Linked DNA regions of Homo sapiens: region 1 is linked to region 2. The links are chromatin loops, found by intact Hi-C in ENCODE. Cell type or tissue: heart left ventricle. All regions are shown on one strand. Links, peaks and the distances in the headings refer to the core of each region. The heading gives the core; the rest is flanking DNA.

The links. Peaks named below come from ENCODE experiments on the same cell type or tissue, not always from the same donor. Only the 100,000 strongest peaks of a DNase experiment are listed, where the experiment ranks them.
Region 1: it touches region 2 in a loop (3-fold over the local background); 13 of 110 quality-filtered maps call a loop at or near these places.

What each region holds. Positions count from the first base shown.
Region 1 is chr4:159,341,626-159,354,417 of GRCh38, forward strand. It overlaps RAPGEF2 (Rap guanine nucleotide exchange factor 2), which reads left to right. Exons shown (of 30, transcript NM_001394067.2): 20 at 1-322; 21 at 1,354-1,565; 22 at 1,656-1,779; 23 at 2,411-2,434; 24 at 3,481-3,704; 25 at 5,164-5,373; 26 at 8,512-8,664; 27 at 11,060-11,285; 28 at 11,862-12,421. Among named protein-coding and RNA genes, the nearest start is that of MIR3688-1, 220 kb to the left of the region's middle. RefSeq lists a silencer at 1-146. In heart left ventricle, for the core only: no CTCF peak of the experiment used is centred there; no DNase peak of the experiment used is centred there; H3K27ac peaks cover 875 bases.
Region 2 is chr4:159,439,606-159,452,397 of GRCh38, forward strand. No RefSeq gene overlaps it. Among named protein-coding and RNA genes, the nearest start is that of MIR3688-1, 320 kb to the left of the region's middle. RefSeq lists an enhancer at 7,292-7,341. In heart left ventricle, for the core only: CTCF peaks have their summits at 5,243, 7,078 (motif pointing left) and 7,289; no DNase peak of the experiment used is centred there; H3K27ac peaks cover 693 bases.

The DNA of each region.
Region 1 (12,792 bases), core at 3,062-8,061, 98 kb before region 2:
TGTTGAGAGAGAGTCAAATTTCCCTCCTTCAGCTCAGCACTGTGGAAGTTGCAACACAGCTCTCTATGCGAAATTTTGAACTCTTTCGCAACATTGAACCTACTGAATATATAGATGATTTATTTAAACTCAGATCAAAAACCAGCTGTGCCAACCTGAAGAGATTTGAAGAAGTCATTAACCAGGAAACATTTTGGGTAGCATCTGAAATTCTCAGAGAAACAAACCAGCTGAAGAGGATGAAGATCATTAAGCATTTCATCAAGATAGCACTGCACTGTAGGGAATGCAAGAATTTTAACTCAATGTTTGCAATCATCAGGTAAGAGAGCACATTTTTTCTTAAGATTCAGTTCAGTTCACAGATTTAAAATATGTATCAGTCCAGGAACATCATATAATTAGTATAAATGCTATAGGTTTTAATTGACTCATAAGAGACAATTCTTTTTCTCTGAATCCTAACCTTAATCCTTAATTTAAAATCTCTCGTATCAAAAAAACAGCTGTGCCAACCTGAAGAGATTTGAAGAAGCCATTAAGCAGGAAACATTTTGGTAGCATCTGAAGTTCTGATTTGGAGCTCAGAAAATCTATATCCCCCACTTTTTTTTTAAGTTTGTTTCAACTTTTCTCAATATCAGTTTATTTTTCTGTGGAAATAACAATACCGCAAAGAGTTATCAACAAGATTAATGATGTAATGTGTGTGGAGTTCCATCAAATAGCACAAAGCAGATGGCCGGGAAATGTTAATTTTCTTCCCTTTTTTTAAGAGCTTAGATTGAGGTTAGAAGAAAAAAAAATGGCAACAATTAGTTATATTGATGTTGAGGGTGATTATTAAATTAGTCATTTTCTCTGTCTGGGAGTTTAGTCATACTCTCATTACTATCATAGCTTTTATTTTATTTTATTTTATTTTATATTATTTTATTTTATTTTATTTTATTTTATTTTATTTTATTTTATTTTATTTTATTTTATTTTATTACTAGAGGATATTTGCTCAGTCGGTTTTATCAAATGGCCGCTATGGGCTAAGCACTGCTATGTGTACATACTGCTGTGTATGGAAACAAAGCATCAATACTTACATTCAGGTGGTTTTACTGATAGTAAACAGATGAGGTAGGTCTATACGGAAGAGAAGAGTAAAACGCCTTGGCTTGACCCTGACCCTACTTCCCTGTGCCATCTCATTCCCCAGAATTATCATGAACAGTTTCTTATGCAGCCTTCTGTAAATTGTTATGCATATAAAGCATAAACATAGAGATGTTATATGTCAATAAATAATCTGTACACTATTTTACTTTAGTTGTTATACCATGTTTCTTTTTCTCCTCTCAGTGGCCTAAACCTGGCACCAGTGGCAAGACTGCGAACGACCTGGGAGAAACTTCCCAATAAATACGAAAAACTATTTCAAGATCTCCAAGACCTGTTTGATCCTTCCAGAAACATGGCAAAATATCGTAATGTTCTCAATAGTCAAAATCTACAACCTCCCATAATCCCTCTATTCCCAGTTATCAAAAAGGATCTCACCTTCCTTCACGAAGGTAAACATAAGGCAGAGGGTTTCCATCTTTGCTTGAAGAAGCACAGAATAAATGCCATGTGATTTCCTTTTCCTCCTCTGTCAATTTCAGGAAATGACTCAAAAGTAGACGGGCTGGTCAATTTTGAGAAGCTAAGGATGATTGCAAAAGAAATTCGTCACGTTGGCCGAATGGCTTCAGTGAACATGGACCCTGCCCTCATGTTCAGGACTCGGTGAGTATGTCATCTTCAGTGGCACGTGTGAGAGTAGAGAAGGTTAAATTTAGAGCTTCCCAATAAATGATTTTTTTAAAGTTTGAGTATTTATATTTGTAGTACGGCAGAAATTATAGTAGGATGTGCTGAGAATCACCTGTGAGCTCTAATTTGGAATAAATGTCTTATTCTGTATAAAGTGTTCTTTCGGCTGTCAGTAAAAACAGTTTGTCTTTCAGACATTTTCAATGTAATAGACACAATTATGTGTTTCTTATTTCTCAGAACACTGACTTGTAGAGCTAAAACTCATAGCTAGTAGTATGCACTAAAATATGTAAATACCCCAAATAGTCTTGTCTCAATATCCACACAACAAATTTAGCTAGCAGTGTAGTAAAAAGTGATTAATTCAGTGAAAGAGAGAAAAGTCAGTCTTAATTCTAGAACAAAAAATTTAAATGTATGTGTCTTTTAAGCCAGAAAAATATTTCTAGTAAAGTTGCGTGTGTGAGGTGATTATGCAGTTTAATGTTTGTGGGCTTCTAGAACTGCTTATCCAGAAGTCTAGTCCTTTCTTTCTGAGCTTGTGATCTTTCTGTCTCTCTTTCTACACCCATGCTTCAATCTCCATGGCTCTCACTTACAGGAAGAAGAAATGGCGGAGTTTGGGGTAAGTGGTGGAGACCTTGCATACCCACACACAGTTCTTATTCTGCTCATTGCATTGTTTTCTTACCTGCTGTATTTTCTGATGCTTTGCATTTTTGCATTTTTTTCCTTAACCCTCGTGCTGTAGCAGAATTTCAGATGGCAAATTGACTTCAAGTTTAATCTGTTGGGGCTTTTGCTTTTGAAGTCATGATCCATGAGAGCTGTGAAATGATTGATGATTGTTCTGGGGAACTACAGGCCAGTTTTTCTGAGCTCTTAGAAAAATTTTATTTTCATATAATTGGTGTGTCTCGAAATGCAGAAAGCTCAAAGTAGGGGGAGGGGAGGAAGGATATTAGAAGGGAAAAGTTGTGCAATTAAAATATTTCACAGATATGTGAGAAATAAATATATTTAATATAAAATAGGTGCCCCCAGGTGTTAAACCCAAATTTTTTACAGCTCAACTAACTACTATTTTCATTCTGTATAAACCAATCCTTTTTAAAAATAATTCTTAACAATTCATGTGCTCAATGGTTTCCATACATATATGTTTACATTTGCATGATTGTTTTATTAACAGATTGACCGTATTACTTTAAAAACTCACCACATTCAACTCAAGGCATAAGAAGACAATTTTGAACATTGTAGCTAATTTTATTTAAATTTATGTATAATATCCTCTTTAGGAGAAGTAATTTTAATGTTGCAAATCTTAATGATTATAGCTGTGTATTCTTGCATGAGCTTTTACATGTAATTATTGTTTTCTGGCACCTGTGAGAGAACTGCCTTAAATGCTCTATAGAGTGAAAAGTAGAATTTCCTAGTTGGAACTGAACAGGTGCCAAACATAAATTTTTATATGTATATTATGTGTAATTTTCTTTAAATTTTTAAAATCTGTATTATTCTATATTCCTGTGTAACAGTTTACTCACTGGAATGAGGCATGTGACCTTTTGAACATAGACTATTAATATCAGTCTTGGCACATTTTAAATAGATAAAGTACTCCCATGCTAGAGTGAGCTGCATATGTACCTTTTCATCTTCCAGGTCTCTCAGCCAGGGTAGTACAAATGCAACAGTGCTAGATGTTGCTCAGACAGGTGGTCATAAAAAGCGGGTACGTCGTAGTTCCTTTCTCAATGCCAAAAAGCTTTATGAAGATGCCCAAATGGCTCGAAAAGTGAAGCAGTACCTTTCCAATTTGGAGCTAGAAATGGACGAGGAGAGTCTTCAGACATTATCTCTGCAGTGTGAGCCAGCAACCAACACATGTGAGTTTTTCCTTAAAGTGGCTGCAGACTTTGGCTAGGATGCAGATTTGTTTCCTGTGCAGTGGTATGGGCAGTGACAAAATAAGGCTTAGTGCAGAGGGGGAGCTAGCAATCCTGAGATATACTAGTCTTTTCCTTGAATGCTAATATTTAATACTGGGTAGCACTGTGCACGGCCAGGCCGTCATGTCAACTGGGTTAGTATGTGGAAGATGACACTGTCCACATCTAAGGCAACCCATTACTTTAGTTTCACCTGGACACAACCAGTACACATGCAACAGACGCATATATAGATATGGCTCCCATTTACATGTCTTACGTTCTCACAAAGCTACCCCCAAAGTATGGGCAACCTGAGGGGAGTCAGGGCATAAAATTGGGTGTGCTGGCTGCCTTTTAACCACTAGCCCAGACAACACCGAACAACAAATTCAGCTACCAGTTAGTTAGAGCAATGATTCTGCTCCACAGTGAACCACAATAGCCTTTAAAAATCTGGTTAATCTATAAATGGGGCAGTTTTTTTTTTTTTCTAAATCTGCATCTTGACTTAAAAGACAAAGGCATTTTCCATTCAGTACACACCTGTGTCTTTTATGGGCAGGTTTGAAGATGTCTTCTGTAGGATTTAATTTAGATAGGTGATTTGAGAAGATTTGGATTATTAGATTTACCCAGGATGCTGTAGAAGCACTGTGTCATGGTGAAGAGCTTGTCCTCTGGAGTCAGAGTGGTCTGAGTTCAAATCCTGTTTGTCTCCTCTTACTAGCTGCAGCCTTAGGCAACTTACTTGACCTCCCTAATCCTTAGTTTCCAGGCGTGTAAAAGGGAGGAAGCATACATATGTCATTGAGTTTTTAATATTAAAATGCTACATATACAACATTTTATTGTCCTAAATTGCTTTGCCATTTATCTACCACAAAATATATACTCAGTATGATACTGAAGCATTATTGGCTACTGTTTGCTTGCATAGATAATTCTACCTCCTAGGAATATGGTAGTAAATAGATTGCAGTTGACAGCATTTATTAAATAAAAACTTAGCACATACATGTCAAACAATTTGGGACACCGTTTTAGAAAAATAGTGCCTGATGACTTTTCTGTTGTAGCTTTTATCACGTATTTGTTTCTTTCATATACATGGATATAACATATTGAACTACCCACATTTTTCTATATTTTTAATGGGGTGTTTAATAGTACAATCATCTTTTGAGATTGCTGACTTCATAAAGTAGATACCTTTGTCCTGCCACATATCTAATATTTTCTGTAACTAGGGTCCCCCATCCATTTTCTGTGCTTCATAAAGGCAACAGGAAGAAAGGTGTGCATTAATTTAGTATTCTAACTGCAGAAAATGCTCACACAGTTCTAGAATTATCTTCTACATACCTACTAGCATCTAAAATTCTTTGTTCTATTTTCAAACCCAAACAATTATCAGTGCCTAAGAATCCTGGTGACAAAAAGCCTGTCAAATCCGAGACCTCTCCAGTAGCTCCAAGGGCAGGGTCACAACAGAAAGCTCAGTCCCTGCCACAGCCCCAGCAGCAGCCACCACCAGCACATAAAATCAACCAGGGACTACAGGTTCCCGCCGTGTCCCTTTATCCTTCACGGAAGAAAGTGCCCGTAAAGGATCTCCCACCTTTTGGTAAGTGATTACATTCATTTCTTTTTTTGGTGCCATTCACTGTCATGGTTTGCAAATTAGGAAAAAAATATTTGTCTTGGATAACTTTGTCTAATATATTTGAGTTTCTCTGTAATTATTAGCTCCTAATAAAACATGAACACTCAGCAAGTTAAACCTGACTTTGCCAATGGAAGGGGTTGTTTTTATAAGTAATATCTCGTTTAGTCATGCTAATTTGCTACGACAGGGTGTTAATAGAGAAGTTATGTGTCTATTAATTTAATTTTTGCTAAGCGCAGAAGATGCTTTGTTCATTTACATTATTTAAACTGGTTTTGCTTTACAACCAACAAACTGCTGGGATTTAAGCAGAATATTTTTAAGTTAAATGAATTGTCTGAAGGTAAATTCTTATTTGTTGACTCACTGATTCTATAACTTAGAGGGAAAAATAAAACAACTAACTCCTGAATATGAAGGAGCTAAATTACACTTCATCTTTCCTACTAAAAGAAAAACATCAGCCAGGCACGGTGGCTCACGCCTGTAATCCCAGCACTTTGGGAGGCTGAGGCGGGCAGATCACGAGGTCAGGAGATCCAGACCATCCTGGCTAACACGGTGAAACCCTGTCTCTACTAAAAATAGAAAAAATTAGCCGGGCGTGGTGGCGGGCGCCTGTAGTCCCAGCTACTCGGGAGGCCGAGGCAGGAGAATGGCGTGAACCCGGGAGGGGGAGCTTGCAGTGAGCCTAGATCGCACCGCTGCACTCCTCCAGCCTGGGCGAAAGAGCGAGACTGTCTCAAAAAGAAAAAGAAGAACATCTAGTAGTTTAGCCCCTTTGTGGAAGTGGTACAACACAATAATTTTTCATAAAATGTACACCTTCTTTTTTTTCTACGTATATGTGAATGAAACAGTTAATAAAAAACAAATTATTAAAAATAAAGGGATAGTAGGCTGGGTGCAGTGTCTCATGCCTGTAATCCCAGCACTTCAGGAGGCTGAGACGGGTGAATCACTCGAGGCCAGGAGTTGGAGACCAGCTTGCCCAACATGGGGAAACCCCATCTTTACGAAAAATACAAAACTTAGCCTGGCGTGATGGCGCATGCCTGCAGTCCTAGCTACCTGGGAAGCTGAGGCACAAGAATCGCTTCAACCTGGGGGGTGGAAATTGTAATAAGCCGGGATTGCATCACTGCACTCCAGCCTGGGCGACAGAGCAAGACTCTGTCGATAGATAGATAGATAGATAGATAGATGGATGGATGGATGGATGGATGGATGGATGGATGGATGGATAGATAGATAAAGATATAGAGAGATAGATAGCAAAGAGTTTACTTAGATAAAATTGGGTGTTGATAACTAAGTCCCTGCACAGTTACAGCCCATCTGTATGGCTTGGGTGAGAGTCATTTCGTAGACCCCTCACGTACTCTGTATCCTCACCTCATTCCATCTGATCAGCAAGTGTCCTCTTTATTGATATGGGGAGAGAATAAGAAAAGAACACCTTTCCTAGGTACATTTCTCCTTTCAAATATTTGTGTTGATCCTCTCATCACAAACACATTGAATTATGTGTTTCTTTATATATTACGTTTTGAATATGCATGCATTCCTGAATCCCCTGCAGTCTGTATCGTCTTTATGCAGAACTTCTCATATGGAAGATTATCAGTCTTCACTTTAGCTAAAAATGCCTATTAGCCATATTTAATATAATGTAGATGTCTCTGAGTATAAAGCTCTATCCCCCATGTTTCTGAAGCCATAGCTCTCAAAATGTCTTTAGTTCCATTTATGAACTTTAGAAATGTGGATGAAATATTATATGTTGTCTTATATTTATTTAGTTTAACATACACATTTAAAGTCACAGTATATAAAATACTAATTTAGAGACACTACAGGTGTTCCCCCCACTCCAGTCCATAAAATAGTTTTGTTCTATATACTTTCTACATCTTTAACATTGGTGTCTTTGTCATCACTAGCACCACTTTTGAAGTATCTCACACAGCTTTCTCAGGCATAATATCTTCACATCCATCCAACATGGTTTGAAAGGTAGTACTTTTTAAATCTGTGTATGATGCTGGCCTTGGAAATTTTTTCCAGATCAAAACTACCCATTCAATTAGCTTTATTTCCTGTGTATATGATTTCTACATGTAATCAAACTATTGCTTTAAAAGGTTTTTTTAAAAAAGATTGTATTAAAACAATATCAGACTGCTTACATGAAGTGAAATGAAGGATTAAATCTTTGTTAAATTTTACTAACACTAATTTGAGGTAGTTTCAGGCTGTAGTGCCTTCCCAAATATCTCTTTGTTGTTCAAAATAAAATTGAGAGTGCCTCATAATAATATGAGAGGCTTTGTAAAATATTTCAGTGTAACTTCCTCATTTATGAAAAATAATTTTGAGGAGGGAAATCATCTTACATTGACATGTAGAATAATTTTTCCTCCACTCTCATCCTGTTGGATCCTGCACGTGGTGCTGGCTCACTTCCTTCTTCTGAAACCTTCCTCCAAGGTTTTGTGACACAGCACTTTCATGGTCTCTTCCGCCCTTCTCTTTCATCTGTTTACTTGATCAAGTATTAACTGCATGGAATTCCTTAGAGCGCTTTCATTCACTTTCCTAGTTAGCTCCTCTTAGCTCTTGACTCTGTACTCTTCTCCCTTTATTCTCACTTCCCTTGAGCTACCCCTTTCCAAGGATACAAAACAGTTTCCAACTCAAATTTGGTTTCTAATAATAAACATGTCTAGCTGTGCCACTTCCATCCTAAATTCAGTGTTTCCAAATTGTCCATTTTTTCTTCATTGTTGCCTAACATATTGTTGAATAAAGATGGTGACTACTTCAAAGTTTAGAATCTAACGTAAAATATCAAAAGCAATATATTTCTGGTACTGTGGCAGATATCAGTCTGAAACCAAACTACGGGTATCTCATGACTTCTGTAGGCACTTACTGTGTGGACCTTGAAGAGTACAAAGAACATTTAGATTGTAAATAGGTTGAACCTCAGTGTAATGATATTAAATCTTAACACAAAAAAGTTTTTTATTCATAAATGGTGTTTATTTTCAGACTTGAAAATACATATTTAAGGTTTTTTTTTTTCCATTATAGGCATAAACTCTCCACAAGCTTTAAAAAAAATTCTTTCTTTGTCTGAAGAAGGAAGTTTGGAACGTCACAAGAAACAGGCTGAAGATACAATATCAAATGCATCTTCGCAGCTTTCTTCTCCTCCTACTTCTCCACAGAGTTCTCCAAGGAAAGGTAGAATTAAATTACTTTTTGTTTTCTTGTATTGAAACCTATACATTTTGGCTATAATAAATTCCAGAGTAATGTATTACATAATTCCTAACATTATAGTCATTTAAGATGAGCTCATTTGCAATGCCCAATGGATTTTTTTTCCCTCAGTTTATAAATTTGGAAGAATGGTGGTTTTAAAAAATGTTATACTTACAATAAATAGTATTAAATTTATAACTATAAGAAGCCTTTTAAAAATACATTTACTTTTAATTCAGATAAATATACAAAGAATTTTTTATATTACAATTTGTTCTAACTAAATTTGGTTATATGACATTAGTACAGAGAAGAGGGCTTTGAAAACATGAAAAACTAATATCTTCCTGATTTATTTTTTCATTGTATTAACACAGGTCTTGATTACCTTTTTGGTTGCTACCTTGTTTTATTTTTAGAGACTATATTTTAGGTACTCAGTCGCCTCCTTATGTTGATACATTCTCATATTAAAAGAGTAGGTAATTTTCTGCTGCATAACTCTTCAGGCTACTTCCTCCTCCTACCCTTTTAACTAAATGAGTGTAAGCCAATAATAAATGGCTAGGACGTAGTTTTCCCTAAAGGAAAGCCAAAAGGGCTTAATACATTGTTAAATTTCACTGACTCAACAGGTATTGCTTTACTTGGTAGATATTTCAGACATCTGTGCATTTTGTATGGGTATCAGTCTCTCCTGTCCTTGTTACATGGATGCATCTCAATTCTTTTCTCATCCTGTTGTTAGGTGGCAGTGGCAATCAGCTGAGATCTTTTGGCTCCGGGCAGTTGGACTTAACCAGTTCCTCCTCTTCTCTTGGAAGTGAGAACAGTAACAAGAATAACAATGCACCACGGACCTATGGGATAGGTGGGGTTTATAGAACCAAAAATGGGGTGGGAAAGAGAGGAATCATCTCATTAGTTAATGAAAATGGGAGAATTCCTCCAAATGTCAAGTGCTCCATCTGAGTGATTTATTTTTCTGAAACTTTTTTTTTTTTAAGCAGACTGTTCAGGGAGGGCTTTAAATCTTATCTGTCAGAACTTGCAGTGTGGTTTTATAAAAAGACATTTTATAAATGAACACATTAAATCTTATCAAGACCTGTGCAGCCTTTAAAAAATAAATCAGGAATTACCAATATGCTGAAAGAACATACTTAAACTGGCAACATTTAGATGCTCTAGATTTTAATTTTTCTTAGGTAAGTGGCATTGAAGAAATTTGCATTGCATATAAGATAAAGTCAATATTTAAGTAACATGAGATCCCTAGTAATGTAGACAAGAAAAAATGAATATTGAGAAAGAAGATTTGGATTTTTTTCATTAAAAATACCAAGATAGGGCCGGGTGCAGTGGCTTACGCCTGTAATCCCAGCACTTTGGGAGGCCAAGACAGGCTGATTACCTGAGGCCAGGAGTTCGAGACTAGCTTGGCCAACATGGTGAAACCCCTGTCTCTAGTAAAAATACAAAAAAAAAAAATTAGCCAGACATGGTGGCACATGCCTGTAATCCCAGCCACTCGGGAGGCTGAGGCAGGAGAATCGCTTGAAGCCAGGAGGTGGAGTTTTCAGTGAGCCAAGATCCCGCCACTGCACTCCAGCTTGGGTGACAGAGGGAGACTCCGTCTCAAAAACAAAAAAATCAAGATAGGCCCCTGCCATTGTGTCTTTCAAAATTATTTTTAGTAGCAAAAGAGAGTTAAGGGTCCTTTCAGGCCAAGAAGTGGACATCTGTTTAGATATTCTATAGTAATGATCTTGTGAAAAGTGCCCTTTAACTCCTTCAAAACGATTGGCTTTTATGTGGTTCAACCAATATTAATATTGAAAAACCAAATGGCAAAAATTCAAAGACATCTTCAGGTCTTATTTCTTATTCTTTTTGTTTATATGTTTACTTAAAATTGTAGGTAGGATACAGGTATTTCCAGTTGAATTAGTCTATGCCATACAAGTTCTAAAAATTGAAAACTGTTGAAAACAAGATCAGTGGCTTTGCATTTTGAAAAAAACATACTTTAAAATCTGATCCGTTATTCTTCATGGTTTCTTTTCTGTAGACTAATAGTGTAATTATATAGGTAAGGGAGCTAAGAATAGTTGAGTGGTGCCTTTTCTGCATCTTTTCCTAGCTTGTAGGATACTTTCTTTTTTCCTCTCTAAACTTCGATTAAACAACTTAAGCTTCATTAGAATAAAACATTTGTCTCTTAGTCATGTGGTCTCTACAAGTGAAATGGGGTTTTTCTCCCCACTTAAGAGATATCTATGCCTGCATTTTATTTTTGCTTCTATTTGGTAGACTTCCCTTTGATGTTATAAACCTAGAGAGTCTAATTAATACGGTTGTATTTCTCATGCAGGCTATACTTTGGCTCCCAGTGGTACTGTGGATAATTTTTCAGATTCTGGTCACAGTGAAATTTCTTCACGATCCAGTATTGTTAGCAATTCGTCTTTTGACTCAGTGCCAGTCTCACTGCACGATGAGAGGCGCCAGAGGCATTCTGTCAGCATCGTGGAAACAAACCTAGGGATGGGCAGGATGGAGAGGCGGACCATGATTGAACCTGATCAGTATAGCTTGGGGTAGGTGGCTCTTTTTAATATTCTTCTGAATTTATCCTTCCATCTCTGTTTTAATAATGAGTCTTTTCTTCCAGTGTTTGTTTTTATTTATTTTACATAATGCCTAAGAATTTTTCTGCCATCCCAGTTCTGATTTTCACAATTTCTACACTAAGTATCATGTTATTTTTGTTAAGCAGACTGCTTTTTTAGTTAAGTTTATTCTTCATTGGAACACAGTTGTTCTGTGCTGAAGGCAGAGGGTGACTGTAGGATCCATCCCAGTTGTTTCGTATGAGCTGCCTTCCTGAAATAATCAAATTATATTGAGCCACCCTTAATGTTGTCGGGGAATTTTTTTTTTTTTAATGGCACGTTGCGTTCTTTTCCCGCATGCCTGTTTTATAGTAATGATAAAGTCAGAAGGCTAGACATGGCAGAACTGGCCAATATAAGGCAATTCAGTGCTACTTTTATCCTGTTTCTGGGATGAAAGCAAGCTACCTTTCTAGGAAAAAGGGTATTTTGGTTTTATCATAGGTGAATTAGTTATCAATCTTGTTTTTTTTTTCTTTTCCATTTCTTTTAACCACTTAGGTCCTATGCACCAATGTCCGAGGGCCGAGGCTTATATGCTACAGCTACAGTAATTTCTTCTCCAAGCACAGAGGAACTTTCCCAGGATCAGGGGGATCGCGCGTCACTTGATGCTGCTGACAGTGGCCGTGGGAGCTGGACGTCATGCTCAAGTGGCTCCCATGATAATATACAGACGATCCAGCACCAGAGAAGCTGGGAGACTCTTCCATTCGGGCATACTCACTTTGATTATTCAGGGGATCCTGCAGGTTTATGGGCATCAAGCAGCCATATGGACCAAATTATGTTTTCTGATCATAGCACAAAGTATAACAGGCAAAATCAAAGTAGAGAGAGCCTTGAACAAGCCCAGTCCCGAGCAAGCTGGGCGTCTTCCACAGGTTACTGGGGAGAAGACTCAGAAGGTGACACAGGCACAATAAAGCGGAGGGGTGGAAAGGATGTTTCCATTGAAGCCGAAAGCAGTAGCCTAACGTCTGTGACTACGGAAGAAACCAAGCCTGTCCCCATGCCTGCCCACATAGCTGTGGCATCAAGTACTACAAAGGGGCTCATTGGTAAGTTTTAAAATTGGGGGACTTTGTCATGTCTGGATCATGTCTTTAATGTAACTTATTACAATAGTAAAATTATGTGTTTGTTGGTTCTTTTCCTCATTTTCTCCATTGCTATGTAGGACTTCCAAATTAGTGGTGTGTTAAGGTCTTTGAAATCAATAGTGGTTAAGAGCCCAGGTTTTGTGGTCAGGTACCTACAGATCTGTTCCTATATAACAAAACATTCAATAAATCTTAGCTATCAGGATGAGTAGATTGTCATTGTGAATATTATCTAGTCTAATTTTTTTCTCTTAACCTGAAAATCAGGATGGATTCCTATTATTCATAGAGGAGAAATTTTTCTTTAATTGAAACTCTTTTATATCTTT
Region 2 (12,792 bases), core at 2,910-7,909:
ATTACAGGTGCTCACCACCACACCCAGCTAATTTTTTTGTACTTTTAGTAGAGGCAGGGTTTCACCATGTTGGCCAGGCTGGTCTAGAACTCTTATCTCAGGTGATCCACCCACCTTGGCCTCCCAAAGTGCTGGGATTACAGGCGTGAGCCACCGCACCTGGCCAAGCAGATCCATTTTAACACCAAGAAACTTAACTTCAAAATCTTATTGCTCATCTGAAACAAACCTTACGTCTTAATTCTTACAGGACTGAGTTCTGTAACATTGTGATTAGGCCCATCTTGACAATCCAAGACAATTTTCCTATTTTTAGGTCAGCTGGGTAGCAACCTTAATTCTATCTGTTCCCTTAATTCTCCTTTGCCATGTAATACAAGTTCCTGGGATTAAGATGTATATATCTTTTGTAGAAAACATTATTCTGCTTAACACAGGGTCCTATAATTAGCTTAGTCTGGTATACATGGCCACTGCTATGATTGGTGGGAGTAGGGATATGACTGCAACCCCACCAGCATTCCTATAGTTTAATAAGATGAACAGTTCCCTAAAATAAGTCAAACACCATTCTGGACAGAGAAAATATTTTTCTCCCATAACCCCATCTGCATGCAAATTCTTACTAATTATTCTTTGATATATATACAATTTTGCATATTATTGTATTCAAGTGGTAACCGGTGATACATGTTACCTCATTACATTGCATTTTCAAAATTCAGTAACATATATTTATCGCACTGTTAATTTTGATAGCAGCTGTCTTTGCTGGTTATGCTTCTCAGATGGTCAACAGATCATGGATTATTTGGTAAATGAGTTATGTTGACATGGCCTACTTCTGGATTTTGCTCATCAAAGAGTTTGGACATAATTTCTTTATGAATTTCTGTGTATCTCATGCTTCTTATCCTAACTTTCAACTTTAAGAAATTTTAAAATTATGCTTTCGAATGAGAACGTTGATAATGCTTTTACTCCTCTCACGGTGTGTATTAGTTTGTTAGGGCTATATGTCAAGGGTTCCCTAGAGAAACAGAATGCATATGTTATAAGGAATAGGCTCATGTGATTGTGGGGGCTGACCAGCCTCAAGATCTGCAGGGTGAGTAGGTGATATGGTTTGGATATTTGTCCCCTCCAAAGCTCATGTTGAAATGTGATCCCCAGTGTTGGAGGTGGGGCCTGATGGGAGTTGTTTGGGTCATGGGGGCAGGTCCCTCATGAATGGCTTGGTGTCCTCCCCACAGTAATGAGTGAGTTCTTGCGTTGTTAGTTCATGAGAGAGCTGGTTGTTTAGAAGTGTGTGGCATCTCTCTTGCTCCCTTTTCTTGCTATGTGAAACGTCTGTTCCCTTCTACCTTCTGCCATGAGTTAAAGCTTCCTAAGGCCTCACCAGAAGCCAAGCAGATGCTAGTGCCATGCTTGTACAGCCTGCAGAAATGTGAGCCAAATAAACCTATTTTCTTTATAAAATACTCATTCTCAGGTATTCCTTTACAGCAACACAAAACAGACTAACGTGGTAGGCAAGTTGGAGATCCAGGAAGAGCCAACGGGCAGTTTAAGTTTGAAGGCAGGAAATAGTCAATGCCCCAGGTGGAAGGCAGCCAGGCAGAAAGAGTTCTCTCTTACTCAATGGAGAGTCAGCCTTTTGTTCTATTCAGGCCTTTGACTGATCTGATGAGGCTCACCCACGTTAAGGAGGGCAATCTGCTTTATTCAGTCTAGGGATTTAAATGTTAATCTCATTTAAAAACATCCTCACAGAAACACCCAGAATAATGTTTGACCAAATTGGGCCACAGGTGGGCACTCTGTGGCCCAGTCAAATTGACACGTAAAGTTAACCATCACAGGCTGCCATACCAAAGTACCAAAGACTGTTGTTTAAGTGTCTTAAACAACATAACTGTATTTTCTCACAATTCTGGAGGCTAGAATTCCAAGATCAAGATGTTGGTAGAGTTAGTTTATTCTGAGGCCTCTCTTCTTGGCTTGTAGATGGCCATCTTCTCCCTTTGCCTTCACATCGTCTTCCCTCTGTGTGTGCTTGTATTCTAATTGTCTCTTCTTATAAGGGCACCAGTCATGTTGGACTAGGGCCTACCCATGTGAACTCATTAATTACTTCCGTAAACACCCCATCCTCACATATAGTCACATTCTGAGGTACTGGGACTTAGGACTTTGCTATATGAATGGTGAAGGAGTGAGGAGATGCAATTCATCCCATAACACAGCGGAAGTGCCTTTTTTTTTTTTTTTGAGATGGAGTCTTACTTTGTCCAGGCTGGAGTGTGAGGGCATGATCTTGGTTCACTGCAACCTCTGCCTCCCAGGTTCAAGCAATTCTCCTGCCTCAGCCTCACGAGTAGCTGGGATTACAGGCACTTGCCACCATGCTCTGCCAATTTTTGTACTTTTAGTGGAGACTGGGTTTCACCATGTTGGCCAGACTGGTCTCAAACTCCTGACCTCAAGTGATCTGCCCGCCTCAGCCTCCCAAAGTGCTGGGATTACAGGCATGAGCCACCACGCCTGGCCAGAAGTGCCATATTCGTTAATAAAGGTGTGTAAGATCTGAAAGTAGAAACAGAGTTTAGGATGTAGATTGTACTGGGAAGGCACAGGAATGGAACTAGACAGATAGGCACATGTACAGCTTGATTGGTCAAGCACGGTATCATATAGAATCTATAATAAATATTTAGTCCAGGGGCCCAGCTATCATCATTAAGTCCAAAAGAGAATGTAGGTACTTCCTAGGGGTATAACATAATGTCCTTCAAGAATATAGAACTAAGGACAATAAGACTACTCTGAAAGAATTAAATACATAACTATTCAAGAATCATCAGCATAAATATACATAATATAATCTTATAGTCCAGATCAAGTCTTGACTAAAATTATTGGCATATTTCTTTTCTTTCCCCTACAAAATACTATGTTAATTAATGAAGTGGGAGAAATTGGTCATCCATAGAAACATCAAAAACAAAAACAGATCAGCCTGTTTTAGGGGCAAATGTTGGCAACGACCACATAGGTGCACTCTGGGTAGAGAACATCTTGACCCAATGACTTGTCAGTTCTTTGAGCAGATAATATACCTTTTCTTGAGAGGATTGCATCATGTTTTGAGAGCCTGATAGTTTAACATTTAGATCTGTTAACTAACTCACATGTAAACCAGTGAGACCTGGTAACCTGAGAAGTTTGGCTATAGGAACAAAATATGCTGGCTAGATAATATGAAGTGCTAAACCCCTAACTAAATATATTTCTTGCTGAAAGTTTATAAATTGACACGCTGGCTTACACATGAGGATTTTGAAAGCTTTGTTACTATCAGTTGGTATCTTTGAACTTGGCCAATCATGAGACTTGGGAAAGTCAAACTTGTAGGTCTTTGTAAGAGTGAACTCTGTATTTTTGTTAATGTACTAAGGTACTGTCGCTCTTTGTGGCTTTGTGTCAGAAGCCTGAGGATAGTTTTGGCATTACTCCAACCTCATCATACCATTTGTGGTTGAATTTCTGCAATAATAATGGGGTATCTTAGTGTTAGTATAGACTATTACAACTGGGAACCATCAGCAGATCAGGGGCTCAGACACTGGGACCGTGTGTGTGTGTGTGTGTGTGTGTGTGTGTGTGTGTGTGTTTAGGATGCAGGAGAGGAGAATTTGGATGAGAATATGAGGTGAGCCCACAGGCAGAAGGGAATAAAGAAAGGCACTACTAGCTAATTTTTATATGCTATTTACTATGTGCCAGGTATTTTCCCAAGCTCTTTTATGTTTATTAACTCACTTAATTTTTATAAAACTCCATGGGGTAAGTACAATTGACTTCTTTATTTTAAATATAAAATTGAGACACTTAGAGGTTAAGTAAACTACCCAAGGTAGAGTAGGATTTGAACTCAGGATGTCTGGTTCTACAGTCTGTGCTTTTGACCATTAAACAACCATCATCATAGGATCATGTAAGAATTCCAGTGACTAGGAAAAGATCTCAGAGCTGGCATCTGGAATTACTTATCCCTGAGTGCTAGAGGCGGTGACTTTGTACCCCTCCTCCCTTGGGAAACTGCAGGTAACATCTTTAGTGTTTATTGAGTGACACTCTATGCTCGGTGTTAAGCTAGGCATTTTATACTATCTCCTAATAATTTAGGGTTAGTTCTAGAAGGTTCATAATGGAACCAAATGCCAGATGATGATGATAATAGTACTAATAAAAATATTGTGATACTCTATAGCAAAAACAATGATAATGAAAATAGCAGCTAATATTTGTTAAGGGCCTTCATTGTGCCAGGCATTGTGCTAAGCACCTTTTATACACTATCTCATTTATAACTTCCCCAAAGCCTGAGGTGAGGACTATCATTTGGTAGAATTGTTGCATTTTCCAGTTTTTTTTTCATTTAAGCCACAGAGAGGATAAATAGTTCACGAATGGCTCTGGTTGAGGGTAGAAGAGAACTGTAAGGAGGGAGAATCAGAATGGTTTTGAAAGTTGTGGAGATTAAATGTGTAAATATTTAGACAAGTGGTTTATATTATAAACAGCTATACGAATGAAAGATTGCTTATACTATCCACCCTGATTTTGCTGTATACTGAAAGCACTCAGAAACCAGCCGGCAGGGAACACAGTCTGCCCCATCCCACTGGAGGATGCTGGCAGCAAAAGCTTCCACCATCTGGCTTGGCAGTGCCAGGCTCTTACCTTGCCCAGGTGCCTGTGTGGATAAGATGGTGGGAGGGAAGGCAGAACCTCCGAATCCATAACTCCCAAATCCTCAAGGGAGACCAAAATATTATTCTGTTGCTTTCTGGAGTTCTCTCAATTTGAATTAAACTTTCCAGTTAAGTCCCATCCATTGGCCAAGTTAGTTTTTGGCCAACCCAATCTTACTATCTTCCATGGGTCCTGCTTGATGCTGCCTCTTCTGGAAGTGAGAATGGGCATTCATCCCTACCATGCCAATTTCTCAAGGGATAAAAAGGAAACTTCCACAAATATTTCACTTCAGTAGATGATGAAGATTCTATAAAGAGATCATACAACTAGGGAAATCTTCCCTTTTGATCATGTCACTTTCCTTTTCAAAAATCTCTGTAATTCTTCAGTGCTTGCAGAATCAATCCCCAAATCCACCAGCCATCATTCAAGGCCCATTAAAACCACACTAACTAACCATCCTTGTCCAGTCACTTCTGCCTCCTAGAGGTGCATGTGCAAGTGGGAAGTGATGGTGAAATTAACATCCTGGTGGTGAACCTCTGACTAATGGGAAACCAGACACCCTTTCCAATCCTACCAAGATGCATTTTATGTAACGTCTCAGGGGTGCAGTTCTACAGATCCAGCAATGAGTTGCATTTAGCTGTGGCCAGATCAAAAATGCATTCTTGTACTGGTTCTCCCTCCCTCCTTGCTTCCCTTCTCTTGTCACTCACTTCTGCTCCCTAATAAAGTAATAAATTATGTGCAAGGTCTCTTCTGCCTCAGGTTTTGCATTTTGGAGAAGCCAGTAAAAACAGTTAAGAACATAGTTTTTGAGATCCTTGTTCTCACTTGTCAAAAATATTATCATTAATCATAATATTATTTGTTTAAGAGCATGTAAGATTATTGAATAAGAGAAGGGCTCAGACTCCACATTGTGTGGTTTTGAATCCTGGCTTCACCACTTAAAGACTGCAACTGGGCTGTATGTGGTGGCTCACACCTATAATCCCGGCACTTTGGGAGGCTGAGGCTGGCAGATCACGAGGTCAAGAGATCGAGACCATTATGGCCAACATGGTGAAACCCTGTCTACTAAAAATACAAAAATTAGCTGGGCATGGTGGCGGGCACCTGTAATCCCAGCTACTCAGGAGGCTGAGGCAGGAGAATCACTTGAACCCGGGAGGCGGAGGTTGCTGTGAGCTGAGATCATGCCATTGCACTCTAGCCTGGGAGACAGCAAGACTTTGTCTCAAAAAAAAAAAGTGCAACTTTGCTGTGGTAAATATTATGGAACAACTTACTCAAACCTCATTTCACTCTCCTTCTAGATGGATATTGAAAGGTTAAAATCTATATTCTCCACACTCTAATGCAGCTAGCATTCTGGATGTGAGTTCATGTACTTGTGTGATATTTGAAAGGCAGAACTGAATCAGAGACCATTCTCCTCTTTCTTCTTGGCTTCTCTTACTGGCGAGCAAGGCTGCGAACAATTCCCACAGAGTCACCCTCCATTATCCTGGGTGTTGACAGACAGTTACAATGATAGAATGATCTAAATGTTTCCTCTCCTGATCCTTGGCCAGAATAAAATGAACAAGAAAATACACTCAATTGGCAACAGACCATGAGTTAAATAATTAGTGAATCTGAAAGTGGGACTTTCAGAATAATAGCTTTCAAGGAATAACAGCAGAATTGGCCTGAAGACTGGAGTAATTGAAAAAGTAGATATGAGCGGCAACTTACCTCTTTTGAAATAGTGTTTCTCCTGACTGGAGGACTTACTTGGAGTTTAATCTTTACCTGCTCTTACCATGTGATGATAGATAAAACACTCAGACTCTCTGAGGGTTCAGTTCCCCATCTATAATATGTAAATGATGAGCCCAACCTGGTGTGAGGGTCACGGGTGTGAAAGTGACTGTAGAGGGTGTCTACCTCTGTCTTTGCCGGTGTGTATGTCTGTACATCTGTGTGAGTGCATGTGTGTGTGTAAATGCATCTGTGTAGGTCTTTGTGCCTTTATCTGAATGTATGTTTCATGTTTCTAGTTTGTATGTCTTTGAGTTTTTACGGGCATGTTACTGTGTGCATGGGTGTGTGTGTGTGTGTGCACATGTGCTAGTTTATATATACATATCTATTTTGTGAAGGTGTGTTATGTACGTGATGTTGGACGGATGTCTCTCCATGTAACTGAAAACATGTATGTACATGGGTAAGTTTTTGCCTATGCTTCTCTATTTGTGTGATTTCAGTAACACTCTAGTGTACAGGCTCAGAACCTCCTATAGAAATGTACAGAGCACCCTCTAGTGTTCAACAGGAGACAGTGCCTTGCCCACAACAGAGAGCAGGGCCTAAATTGCCTTCCATAAAGCAATGGTCCGCACATGCCCATGGCTGGCTTTCTGGGACTGTCCTTAAGAGGCAGAGGTGGATGGTCTGGAGTGGGGTGCCCCTGTGACAGAGAACTCTGTACAGAATGTGACTCACAGGAAGGTGCTTGATGATGTGAGGTGAAAAGCAGCATCTGCTGCCTGTGGGGACAGGATCACCAGGGAGCAAGTAGGGCATAGGGATAAGAGTTTATTATGCTTCATTTTCATTTGGCGAGTCAGTGGGAAGGTGGTTGGTATATAATCAGATTGCAGTGGCAAGGAAACTTACCTCTGTTCTGTACATCTGAGGATCCGCACTCGAGAAGCTGATCCCAGAATACGCTATATTCCTATATGGCTCTGTATAGAGAATGTTGGGGCGGACAGCATCTGAAGTACATAGGTGCTGCCTATGGAATGTTTACTCTGTGCCAGGCACTGGACTAAATCCTTTAAGTATTATGTTATTTGATTCTGTAAACAACTACACAAAGTGAATACTATTAATATGTCCATTTCAAAGATGAGAAAATTGAGGTCTAGCAAAACTAAATAATTTGTCCAAGGACACACAGTTGAGAGGTAATAAAACCCGATTTTGAATCCAAATCATCTAAAATAAAAACACTGCTCTTAATCATTACAGGGCATTCCATGGTCCAAACCACCATTTTATAAAAGACAACATGAAAACCAGAAGCAGGGCACTGGCTGCCAATTTGACGTAAGATAACTGGAAGGAAAATGCTGATGACTTAAAGTATGTGAAATTTTGGCAAGGCTGCCAAGACCATTCAACAAAAAGGACAATCGTTTCAGTAAATGATGTTGGAAAAATACCCACGTACAAAAAAATAAAGTTGGAGCCTTGCTTTATACCATGCACAAAATTAACTCAAAATGAATCAAAGACCTAAACATAATACTTAAAATTATAAAACTCTCAGAAGAAAACACAGGGAAAAAGTTTCATGATATTGGATTTGGCAATGACTTTGTGAATATGATACTAAAAACACAGATATCAGAAGAAATAGATAAATTAGACTTGATCAAAATTAAAAACTTTTAGGAATCAATGGACACTCAATAGAATAAAAAGACAACACGTGGAACTGGGGGAAATATTTACAAATCTACATTTGATCAGGAGTTGATATACAGATTATATAAAGAACTTTTATAACTCAGCAACAAAGAACCAATTTAATTAAGAAATGAGGAGAAACAGGACAAAAATGTCCATTCTCATAACTTCTTCTCAACATAGTACTTGAAATCATGGCCAGAGCAGTTAGGCAAGGGAAAGAATCAGAAGGTATCCAAATTGGAAAAGAGGAAGTTAAATTGTCCCTGTTTGCAGATGATATGACTTTATATATAGAAAACTCTAAAAATTCCACCAATAAAACTCTCAGAACTGATAAACAAATTCAATGAAGTTGTAGGATACAAAATCAACATACAAAAATCAGTAGTATTTCTATGCTAGGCTTGATGGCTCATGCCTGTAATCCCAGCACTTTGGGAGGCTGAGGTGGGTGGATCACATGAGGTCAGGAGTTTGAGACTAGCCTGGCCAACATGGCCAAACCCCATCTCTACTAAAAATACAAAAATTAGCCCGGCATGGTGGTGCGTGTCTGTAATCCCAGCTACTCAGGAAGCTGAAGCATGAGAATCACTTGAACCCAGTATGTGGAGGCTGAAGTGAGCTGAGAGCGCACCAGTGCTCTCCAGCCTGGGTGACAGAGCAAGACTGTCTCAAAAAAAAAAAAAGGCTGGGAAAATTGGATATTCACATGCAGAAGAATGAAACTGAACCCCTATCTTTCACCATATATAAAAATCAACTAAAAATGATTTAAAGACTTCAGTATAAGACCTGAAACTATAAAGCTACCAGAAGAAAACAGGGAAGACACTTCATCAGCCTGGGCAATATGGCAAACCCCATCTCTACAAAAAATACAAAAATTAGCCATGTGGGGTGGTGCATGCCTGTCATCCTAGCTACTTAGGGAGTTGCGGTGGGAAGATCTCTTGAGTCCAGAAGGCAGAGGTTGCAGTGAGCCAAGATCACGGCATTGCACTCCAGCCTGGGTGACAAAGGGAGACCCTGTCTCAAAAGAACAAAAGCAAAACAAAACAAAACAGAAACACTTCATGACATGAGATTAGGCAAGAATCTTTTGAATAGGACCTTAAAACATAAACAACAAATACAAAGATAAAGACATGGGGTTACATCAAATTACAAAGGTTCTGCCTGGTGAAGGAAACAACAGAGTGAAAAGACAACCTGTAGAATGGGAGAAAATATTTGCAAACTATGCATCTGACATGGGGTTAATATCCAGAATATATAAGGAACTCAAGCAACTCAGCAGCAAAAAACAAACAATTCAACTACAAAATGGGCAAAAGACCATGTTGATTCAGCATTATTTACAGTAGCCCAGATATGGGCTTAACTTAGGTGTCTAACAATGGATGAATGGATAAAATGATAAATTGATAAAATAAATGTATAGTTATGCACTGCATTACAGCATTTCAGTTAATGACTGACCAGAAATGTGACGGTGGTCCAAAAAGATTACAAGGCAGCTGAAAAATTCCTATCACAGTGACATTGTAGCTGTCATAACAGTGTAACACAATTACTTTATTTTTATTTTTTTTATTATACTTTAAGTTTTAGGGTACATGTGCACAACGTGCAGGTTTGTTACATATGTATACATGTGCCATGTTGGTGTGCTGCACCCATTAACTGATCATTTACATTAGGTATATCTCCTAATGCTATCCCTCCCCCCTCCCCCCACCCCACAACAGGTCCTGGTGTGTGACGTTCCCCTTCCTGTGTCCAAGTGTTCTCATTGTTCAGTACCCACCTATGAGTGAGAACATGTGGTGTTTGGTTTTTTTTGTCCTTGCGATAGTTTGCTGAGAATGATGGTTTCCAGCTTCATCCGTGTCCCTACAAAGACATGAACTCATCATTTTTTATGGCTGCATAGTATTCCATGGTGTATATGTGCCACATTTTCTTAATCCAGTCTATCGTTGTTGGACATTTGGTTTGTTCCAAGTCTTTGCTATTGTGAATAGTGCCGCAATAAACATACGTGTGCATGTGTCTTTATAGCAGCATGATTTATAATCCTTTGGGTATATACCCAGTAATAGGATGGCTGGGTCAAATGGTATTTCTAGTTCTAGATCCCTGAGGAATCGCCACACTGACTTCCACAATGGTTGAACTAGTTTACAGTCCCACCAACAGTGTAAAAGTGTTCCTGTTTCTCCACATCCTCTCCAGCACCTGTTGTTTCCTGACTTCTTAATGATCACCATTCTAACTGGTGTGAGATGGTATCTCATTGTGGTTTTGCTTTGCATTTGTCTGATGGCCAGTGATGATGAGCATTTTTTCACATGTCTGTTGGCTGCATAAATGTCTTCTTTTGAGAAGTGTCTGTTCATATCCTTTGCCCACTTGTTGATGGGTTTGTTTTTTTCTTGTAAATTTAAGTTCTTTGTAGATTCTGGATATTAGCCCTTTGTCAGATGAGTAGATTGCAAAAATTTTCTCCCATTCTGTAGGTTGCCTCTTCACTCTGATGGTAGTTTCTTTTGCTGTGCAGGAGCTCTTTAGTTTAATTAGATCCCATTTATCAATTTTTGCTTTTGTTGCCATTGCTTTTGGTGTTTTAGACATGAAGTCCTTGCCCATGCCTATGTCCTGAATGGTATTGCCTAGGTTTTCTTCTAGGGTTTTTATGGTTTTAGGTCTAACATTTAAGTCTTTAATCCATCTTGAATTAATTTTTGTATAAGGTGTAAGGAAGTGATCCAGTTTCAGCTTTCTCCATATGGCTAGCCAGTTTTGCCAGCACCATTTATTAAATAGGGAATCCTTTCCCCATTTCTTGTTTTTGTCAGGTTTGTCAAAGATCAGATGGTTGTAGATGTGTGGTATTATTTCTGAGGCCTCTGTTCTGTTCCATTGGTTTATATCTCTGTTTTGGTACCAGTACCATGCTGTTTTGGTTACTGTAGCCTTGTATAGTTTGAAGTCAGGTAGCATGAAGCCTCCAGCTTTGTTCTTTTGGCTTAGGATTGACTTGGCAATGCAGGCTCTTTTTTGGTTCCATTTGAACTTTAAAGTAGTTTTTTCCAATTCTGTGAAGAAAGTCCTTGGTAGCTTGATGGGGATAGCATTGAATCTATAAATTACCTTGGGCAGTATGGCCATTTTCATGATATTAATTCTTCCTAGCCATGAGCATGGAATGTTCTTCCATTTGTTTGTATCCTCTTTTATTTCATTGAGCACACAATTACTTTTAAAAAATAAATTTAGCCTAAGTGTACAGTGTTTATAATAAAGTCTACAGTAATATACGGTCATGTCCTAGATATTCACATTCACTCACCACTAACTCACTGACTCACCCAGAGAAACTTTCAGTCCTACACATGCCATTCATGGTACTTGACTATACAGGTAACTGTTTAAAAAATCTTTTGTTTTTCAAGATGGGGTCTTGCTATGTTGCCCAGGCTGGAGTATAGTAACTATAGGCATAATCATAGCACATTGCAGCCTCAAACTACTGGCCTCAAGCGATCCCACCATATCAGTCTTCCAAATAGCTGGGACTACAGGCGTGCATCACTGTGTCTGGCTGATTTTAAGAATCTTTTATACCATACCATATTTCTATCATGCTTTTTTCAAATTTTTTATTTGAAGTTCAGGGGTACATGTGTAGGATGTGCAGGTTTGTTACACAGGTAAATGTATGCCATTGTGGTTTACTGCACGGATCATCCCATCACCTAGGTATTAAGCCCAGCATCCATTAGCTGTTCTTTCTGATGCTCTTCCCTCCTCCCACTCCCCACCCTCTGACAGGCCCCAGTGTGTGTTGCTCCCCCTTTGTGTGTCCATGTGTTCTCGTCATTTAGCTCCCACTTACAAGTGAGAACGTGAGGTATTTGATTTTCTGTTCGTGCATTAGTTTGCTGAGCATAATGACCTCCAGCCCCGTCCATGTCCCTGCAAAGGACATGATCTTGTTCCTTTCTGTGACTGCATAGTATTCCATGCTGTATATTATCATACCTTTTCTATATTTGGATATGTTTAGATACACAAATGCTTGCCATTGTGTTCTAATTGCCTACAGTATTTAATACAGTAACATGCTGTACATGTTTATAACCTAGGAGTATTGCTCCTAGGCACACCAATGGCTATATCACGTAGCCTAGGTGTGTAGTAGACTATACCATCTAGGTTTGCCTGAGTACCTGCGGTTAGGTTCACACAATGACAAAATTGCCTAACAACTCATTTCTCAGAATGTGTCCCTGTCATTAAGTGATGCATGACTGTATATATACACAACAGAATACTATTTAGGCATTAAAAAAATAATATTGTGTCATTTAGGGCAATATAAATGAACCTGGAGGACATGATGTAAAGTGAAATAAGCAGGCATAGAAAGAGAAATACTGCACGGTCTCACTCACATGTGAAATCTAAAGAAGTTGATCTCATAGATGTAGGAAGTGTAATAGTGCTTACCAGAGGCTTGGTGCTGGTGGTGGTGTCGTTTGGGGGGTGGGGGCATGC